Regions from separate parts of the Homo sapiens genome. Here region 2 is linked to region 1. A link is a loop called in an ENCODE intact Hi-C map of the cell type or tissue named here. Cell type or tissue: endothelial cell of umbilical vein. All regions are shown on one strand.

What was found. A loop is a pair of places that touch in the nucleus more often than their neighbours do. Peaks named below come from ENCODE experiments on the same cell type or tissue, not always from the same donor. Only the 100,000 strongest peaks of a DNase experiment are listed, where the experiment ranks them.
Region 2: it touches region 1 in a loop (2.7-fold over the local background); 2 of 110 quality-filtered maps call a loop at or near these places.

The regions. Positions count from the first base shown.
Region 1 is chr1:66,724,703-66,728,702 of GRCh38, reverse strand. The region is part of intron 19 of SGIP1 (SH3GL interacting endocytic adaptor 1); the gene reads right to left. Among named protein-coding and RNA genes, the nearest start is that of DYNLT5, 26 kb to the left of the region's middle. In endothelial cell of umbilical vein, a CTCF peak has its summit at 2,445 (motif pointing right); a DNase peak (open chromatin) is centred at 2,522; H3K27ac peaks cover 1,077 bases.
Region 2 is chr1:66,621,635-66,625,634 of GRCh38, reverse strand. All of the region lies in intron 1 of SGIP1 (SH3GL interacting endocytic adaptor 1), which reads right to left. Among named protein-coding and RNA genes, the nearest start is that of MIR3117, 4.8 kb to the left of the region's middle. In endothelial cell of umbilical vein, no CTCF peak of the experiment used is centred here; DNase peaks (open chromatin) are centred at 1,014 and 1,644; H3K27ac peaks cover 1,962 bases.

The sequences.
Region 1 (4,000 bases):
AGGTTGACTCTGTGTCTTAGCTATTGTGAAGAGTACTGCAATGAACATACCAATGCATGTGTCTTGATGATAGAATGATTTATATTTCTTTGGGAATATAACCGGTAATGGGATCTCTGGGTCAAAGGGTAGTTCTGTTTTTAGTTCTTTGAGGAATCACCACACTATTTTCTACAATGGTTGAATTAATTTACACTCTCACCAGCAGTGTATCATTTCTAACTTATCTGAGAACTCAATGGTCAGCACTTATTTTAAAAAGTGACTATTTTGTTTTATGTGTTTTGAAATGTAAGAAGAAAAGTACAGCTTTTCTCTTTCTGTAGAAGTCTATAGCTTCACCTCATGAATAGAATCCTCTACTCTGGTGGTTCTCCCTCACTTTGATTTCTGAATCTTTGGCAGCATATTTGAAGATAGTATATTGTACAATGTTATCACATTATTTCCTGGACTTGTCTTACTTAGCTCTTCGAGTAACATGAGTAATGCCTTTAGCATGTTGTTTTATGTACTCATGAGGTAAAGTTTTTGCCTTGCACTTAACTAGTTCTTCATTCCATTAATTTGTCTATTTGGTCAAAATTGTAAACTCAGTCATATAAGTTAACACAATGGGATGATAGCGTGGAAGGAAAAACAATTCTTTTTTTTTAAAAAAGGCTTTATGAAGATATAATTGATATATAATAAACTGAACTTATATACAGTGTAAAACTCCATGAGATTATATGATGTAAAATCATCATACAATTAAGAAAATGAACATTTCCATCATCCCTGAAAGTTTTCTTATGCTTTTTTGCAATCCCTTTTTGTAATCTCTCCCACTGCCTCCTTTCCCTGTCCCTAGGCAAGAGTTAATATGCTTCACTATAACTTCATTTGCAATTTCTAGAATTTCATATAACAGAATTGTAAGGTGTGTGATTTTTTGTTTCTTTCACTGCACATAATTATTTTGAGACTTGTTCATGTAGTTGTGTGCACTAATAGTTCATTTCTTTTTGTGGCTGTGTAGTGTATGGGTATACCACAGTTTTAAAAAATACATTCACCTACTGAAGAACATTTGGCTTCTTTCCAGTTTTTGCCTATTACAAATAAAGGTGCAATGAATACGCGTGTACGGGTATTAGTATGAATATACCCTGTCATTTCTCTTGGTAAGTACACAGGAGGAGAGTCACTAGCTCACATAATAGGTGTAGACTCTCAAAGAAACTGCCTAACTGTTTTCTAAAGTGGAAAATACAGCTGTGCATGAGGGTTTTAGTTCTTCCACATTCTCACCAACACTTGGTAGAACTGATCATTTTAATCTTAGCCATTCTCATAGGTGAGTAGTGGTATCTTCTTGTTGTTTTAATTTGCATTTCCATAATGGCTAAGGATCATCAGCATCTTTTATGTGCTTGTCATCAGTTATCCTCTGCTTAAACTGTCTGCCAAGTTTTTAAATAGGGTTGTTTGTTCTCTTATTGAATGTCAAGGTTTCTTTATACATTCTGGGAATGTCATTTATCAGATATATAATTTGCAGCCCAGTCTGTGGCTTGTTTTGTTTTTTCTTTCTCTTAAAAGGACATTTGAAGAGCAGAAGTTTTTAATTCATCAATTTATTCTTTTATGGGTTATATCTAATCCAGTCATTCTTTCGGTGTCTTATTTAAGAAATCTTTGCCAAACCGAAGGTCACAAAAGTTTCATTTGTATTTTCTTTTTCCTTTTTGAGACAGGATCTTTCTCTGTCACCCAGACTGGAGTGCAGTCGTGTGAGCATAGCTCACTGTAGTCTCAAACTCCTGGCCTCAAGCAGTCCTCCTGCCTTGGCCTCCCGAACTGCTGGAATTACAGGCATGAGCCACTGCAACTGTCTCACTTATATTTTCTTCTAGAAGTTTAAAAAAAAATCTTTGAGTTTACATTTAGCTTCATTACCCATTTTCACCTATTTTAGTCTTACAATGTATATAGTGTCAAGTATGGATCTCAGTTCATTTTGTGTGTGTGTGGATATGAATATCCAGTTGTTTCAGCATCATTTTTTTGAGAAGACTGTCCTTTCTCCACCGAATTACCTTGAAAATTTTGTTGAAATCTAATTGCCCTTATCTGTGTGAGTCAATTTCTGGATTCACGATTCATTCTGTTCTATAGATTTATTTGGTCTATTTTTTAAGCCAGTATTGCACTGTCTTGATTACAGTAGCTTTATGATAGTTCTGAAATCAAGTAATGTTAGTCCTCTAACTTTGTTCCTTTTCATAGTTGTTTTCGCTATGGTAGGCCCTTTGAATTTCCACATGAGGTTTATAATCACCGTGTCAATGTCTATATAAAATCAATCATTGCCTCCCCGTTCCAATTCACCCTTTACTGACTGCTCTGAGAAAATTAACGGATCTTTATTGTATTTTTCTCTTTGCCTGCAGGAACCATGCTTAGTTTTGTCAGTAGAGGGCGCTAGAGAGACATTGCAGGAGAAAGGGGTTTTCCTTCACCCTTCCAGCCTGCTTGCAAATGCAGGCTCTTGCAATGCACAAGGCTTACGTAGTGCTAGGTTGTTGAAGTTACAAGAGGCTTGTGTGTGGCTCCTGCAGTGCATGTAGTGTCCCCAGAGTGTAGGTTTTGCAAGCCATATAACTCTGCCAGTGCCTGGTAGCACAGACAGCTTTCCTGTCATCTGACTCATGTAGTACAACTGGCTGGGCTGCCACAATGCCCAGATCTTGCAATGCAGATGGATTCTTTTCCAGCCTCCTGCCATGTTCACACCTTCTCCACTGCCATCTTCTGCAGTGCATGGTGGCGGCAGCACCCATCAACCTTAGCTTCCCCTGGCAATTCCCTCGGCCAGTTTTGTAGTAGAGTGCCTCAGTGAAACACCTTCCCATGAGCAGCTGGAAGTCAGCTGGGCTCTCCTTATGCCAGGCCTGAAAACTCTCAAGCAGGTAAGCTGGAGCAATCATAGGGCACACCTCCCCTTTTAGGGATCACTGCCTTCGCCTGAAGTCCAGTGTCTTGCAAGTCATTGTTTTATATATTTTGCTTATTTTTAAGCTGTTTGAGGTAGAAGGGTAAATTGGTCTGTTACTCTACCTTGGCTAAAGCAGAAATTTCACAAGGATTTTATTCTTCTTTGGGACACAGTAAATGCTTAAAGTGAGTGAGCTTCTTTATGATTTCCTCCAATGTCTCCACAGCTGACTCTTGTAGTACTTCACCTCTAAGTTCAGGTATGTACTTTCTGGGGAAATTGATGTTAATAAATGAAAACTTTGCTCACATTGGAGCATGGAGACTCCACGTTGTCCTACAGTCACCTTGGATATTGTGTAACTCTAATGGATGAAACACACATGGTTCAGGTGAGGTGCTGTCTGGCATACATTCAAAATAGCTTAAATGAGGAACTGCTATAACCTTGTAGGTATAAGGCTGGGTTTGGGGCAGAGATTGGGAGCAGATGAGCTTCTTAAAGATGCCATGTGAGCCTCCCTCACTCAGGTGTTAAATCCATAACTTTGTAGTGCTCTGAATGGGATTTTTGGTTTCTGGAAGTTTGCATTTCCATCTCTCCTGGAGAACACTGCTGACCTCCCAGTTTGGGAGCAAACTGCTGTCTTCCTTCTCTACCTTTTAGATCCATTAACCCTGTTTGTATACTAGTGCCAAATTGGTTCTGAACCTTGATTTCCCCTCAAGCTGAGTCTACTCTTGATATTTGTCCATATGTGGACATGTAGAATATTGTTTGGCAGCTATTAGAAAACAATTAGAGCACTTATAAAATTAGATTTCAGCACCTACCATCACTTAGAATATTGTTATTAGCAGTGGTGGCTCAACTGTTCTTTAACTGGTAGGGAATTTTCTCAGTTTTCTTGCCAAGTTGCTCAAAATGAGATCTAAATGGTGTCTTGGTAGGAGATAAAGTTTCTGTTTTGAAAGCAAGTCAGACAGGGGAGGAGGTGGCATTTATTAACTCAACAGGCAT
Region 2 (4,000 bases), 100 kb after region 1:
TAGCACTATAAGCAACATAAGGATATATGGATACATGGGTATAGAAAAGATTGCAAGATTTTCTTAGACTACTGTTGTTCATCACCCATATTGGGGTTCTGCCAGGAAGCCAAATCACAGATTTAGAAGAATAGCCATTTTCAGGTTAGACATATTCTTTAGACTGGGATAATGCCAAGACATGGATCATGTGGCCCATGCCAAGAGAACTGCACAGATCTGACACATCTTTGTGTCTCGTATTCCCATCTTATCTTTTACTGCTTCCTCCAGTCTGTGGCTGCATTGAATTATTAACCATTCTCTGAACACACCCCAAAATTTGCACTCCTGTGTCTCTTTCTTTCTTGTTCGGTCCTTACTTACAGTTGAAATGCTTTTTCTATTTTGTGGACGTTTAGAATTTCAATTCATCCTTTAAGGCCCAGACCAAATGTCTCTCCTTCTGCAGGGCTTCTTAATCCTAGAGGCGTAAGACACTGACTACTCTATGCTCCCCACAAAATGTTGCTCTTATATGTATTATGATATATCAAATGGTATCACCTATTAGTCCCTGTGTCAGTTTCCCTAGTAGGCTGTGATCCTTTCTTGAACAAAGGCCAAGGCTCCCTCATTTATAAGTCCAGATAATATTTGTGATTTCAAATATCTTCCAGGAAGCACCATTCAAGCAGCACTGGCTAAGAAAGCCCTTTTCTTCCATCCTGACAAGCCAAGCCCAGTCTTGGTTCTTCTGTACTTCTCTTGTCAAGGCTGTTTGTGTTTCCCATCCCTCACATGTTCCATAGTTACAGACATGCCTTGTGCTTCTGTTAGTGAGTATTATTCAAATATACTAAATGTTTATATATTCAAACCTTAGACTTATTATTGGTGGTTTGGAAAGTCTTCTTGAGAAATTGGAGCTGAGAAAGTCACTGATATTTCAAATTTGTTTGGTACTACCAGGTGGAACAAAGGGAAAAACAATGACAGATTCAGTGAGTTGATGATACATTTTTCCAAAACATGTGAGTCAGCCCAAACCACTCAGACTATCTGAGTCATTCATTATCTGCCTCTTAGGATACTACTCAAATACAATCTTCAAAATGTCTCTGTTCTGTCTAATTTTGTATTTTAATAGTCATCCATTTAAGACACTTAGGTCTTTAAAATGTCAATTTTTAAAAAAGTCCTCCCATATAAAACTATTTTCCGTTACTCTCCACATGAGGAGTTTATAGGAAAATGTATTGACATTTAAAACTACCCACCCATAATATTAAGAAACACCTTCTCCCCTTTTATTTTTCATTTTGTTTATTAAAAACTTCTTTCTCACCTCTAATTGTCTTATTCCCTTATAAGGACAAAGTATCATAGTTACATAATCATCAGTCTATCCCTACTATTTTCCTTGGTTTTCAAGTCTCCTAATTGGCTTCTCTTTGCTTCTGTTTTAGCTTCGAGCTCACAATGAATGCCATATTCAGCAATCACCACTGGTTTTTACAGGACTGTAAAACCAATGCTATTATCATCTCAGGGTTTCAAGTGCTTTACTTCCTGTAACTTGACCTATGAGATAAAAAATAGCATGCCTTACCAAATATATCAGAAAATACACACACATTCCAGTACTCTTTGTATTAAATTGGTAACAGAACAGGAAATAGTAGTTTTCCACAGACCCTGTGCTGGTTTTGACCACCAAGTTTGGACAATAGCCAACATGAACTAGGTCATGAACATCATGTGTTGTCCACTTTCCAGTGAAAAAAATGCACTGAATCAGGATCCAGGAGGCAGAGAGTCCATTCCCAGCATCAGTTCTAATTGCATAGCTTAATACAAGTTACATTACCTTTATGTTTCAACCTCTCAGCCTATAACAAATCAGCCAACGATAAGAGACGAAAGAATCTGCACACCTTCACAAAATGCCATGCCTATATCTGTAGCTTTACTTTCACTGGAAATGATGTTTTTAACACATGAAATACACTTATACATAGAATGTCAATAGGCATACACCACAATATGTGAAATTCTAGAAAAAAAATGCCCTAATCAAATTGTTGAATAAGAAAAAAAGTTTGGGCCAGGTGCAGTAGCCTATGCCTGTAATCCTAGCCCTGTGGGAGGCTGAGGCGGGTGGATCACTTGAGGTCAGGAGTTTGAGACCAGCCTGGCCAACATGGTGAAACCCCGTCTCTACTAAAAATACAAAAGAATTAGCCTGAGTGGTGGTGCACACCTGTAGTCCCAGCTACTTGGGAGGCTGAGATGGGAGAATTGCTTGAATCTGGGAGGCAGAGGTTGTAGTGAGTCAAGATCAGGCCATTGCACTCCAGCCTGGGTGACAGAGTGAGACTTCATCTCCAAAAAAAAAAGGTTGAAAACTTTTTACTTCTTCAAAAGTGGAAAGGTTTAAGAAGTTTACAAAAAATATGAAGAAAACTGAAAGACTAAAGCAAATGAAGTTATGAAAGTAAGTTATTCATATCTTAATGAATCTTTCAGAAGATCCAAGGAGAAAACAATCACACCAACTGTGTTAAAATTGAGTGAAGGGAAGTGTGTTCATGTCTTTTGAGAATTCATCAAAAAATATTGAAACTCTTCAACAAAGAGCAGCAATAGTCAAGGATCTTATAGGAATAACAAATTTAAGAGACTATGTTCAATAATCCGATAAGTTTTAAAAACAGTATATCCAATGATTTTTGACTTCAGGTAGTTATGATTACAATATAATTGCATCTAGGGTGGAGCACAAATTTTTTTGTCAACTATTTTTTACCAAAAATGGGAGGGCAAAAACTAAGCGTCCCTTAAGAAATGTGATGACTCTTCCCTTGCCAACATCAAAACAAAAACATCTAAAGGGAAATAATTTTACTGTCTTGATAATCTGGGGTTAGAATGGTTCTCTCCCAAGCTATGGAATTGAGAACACTTTCTTATGTGGATCCAAAACTGCCACACTGTGTGTCTGGCCTGTGCCTCTAACTTCTCCACCAAATTCAGATTCCTTTAGCTTCTTTTGGTGTTGTGGGAAACAACCACACACACACACACAAAATTAAATATAGATGGATTTTTAAAAGGTTGAAAACTTATTTCAAACTAGGCAGCCCGGTTATAATGTTACCAGACAAATATCATCAATGTCTTACCAGATAAGATAAATAAAGTAACAGATGTGGAAATCGATGATAGTGATAGTGTCAAAAATACAGAGTAGAAAGAAATTTTGTCATTGGAATACTACCAGCTACCAGTGCTGAGGTCCTACCTATTGCCCAGGCCCTGGATGCGTATGTTGCCTCCTTTAAATCTCTTACAAACTTTGTGAAAAAGTAGGTGGTATTTTTCCCTAAAGTAGTGAGCCTGAGAGTTTGCCTAAGTTAGGTTTTATTATCTTCATCCCCAGCAAGGAAACTGGAGGCTACTCTTACTCCAGTACTCCCCAGCATGTTGGGGTTCTTCAGGGCTTTGTCCTAGGCAATTCTATATCCTTTTCTGAGGGTGATTTCATCCACTCACGTGGTTTCATTCATCATATGTATGCAGATAAATCCTGAATTTATAGGTGAGGCCCAGCACAATCTCATGAGCTTCTGAATACAGAGTACTTCTCATACTCAGGCTCCTACAGAGACATCAGATTTCTTCAAAAACCTTCAGACTCTACTTTTAATACATATGTAATAAAAGCTGCAAAGATATGCCCAATCATTTAGTTTCTAATTATTTTGTGAGTAAAATTCCTTTTACAATGAAATGGCTCTCCATCAACAGATAAATGGATAAGCAAAATGTGGCCTAGCCATGCAATGGAATACTATTCAGCCATAAAAAGGAAAAAAGTACTTATACAGGCTGCAACGTGAATGAACCTTGAAAATACTATGCTAAATGAAGGGAGCCAAACGCAAAGAGCCACGTATTACGTGATTTCATTTATATGAAATTTCCAGAGTAGGCAAATTCATTAATACAGAAAGCAGAT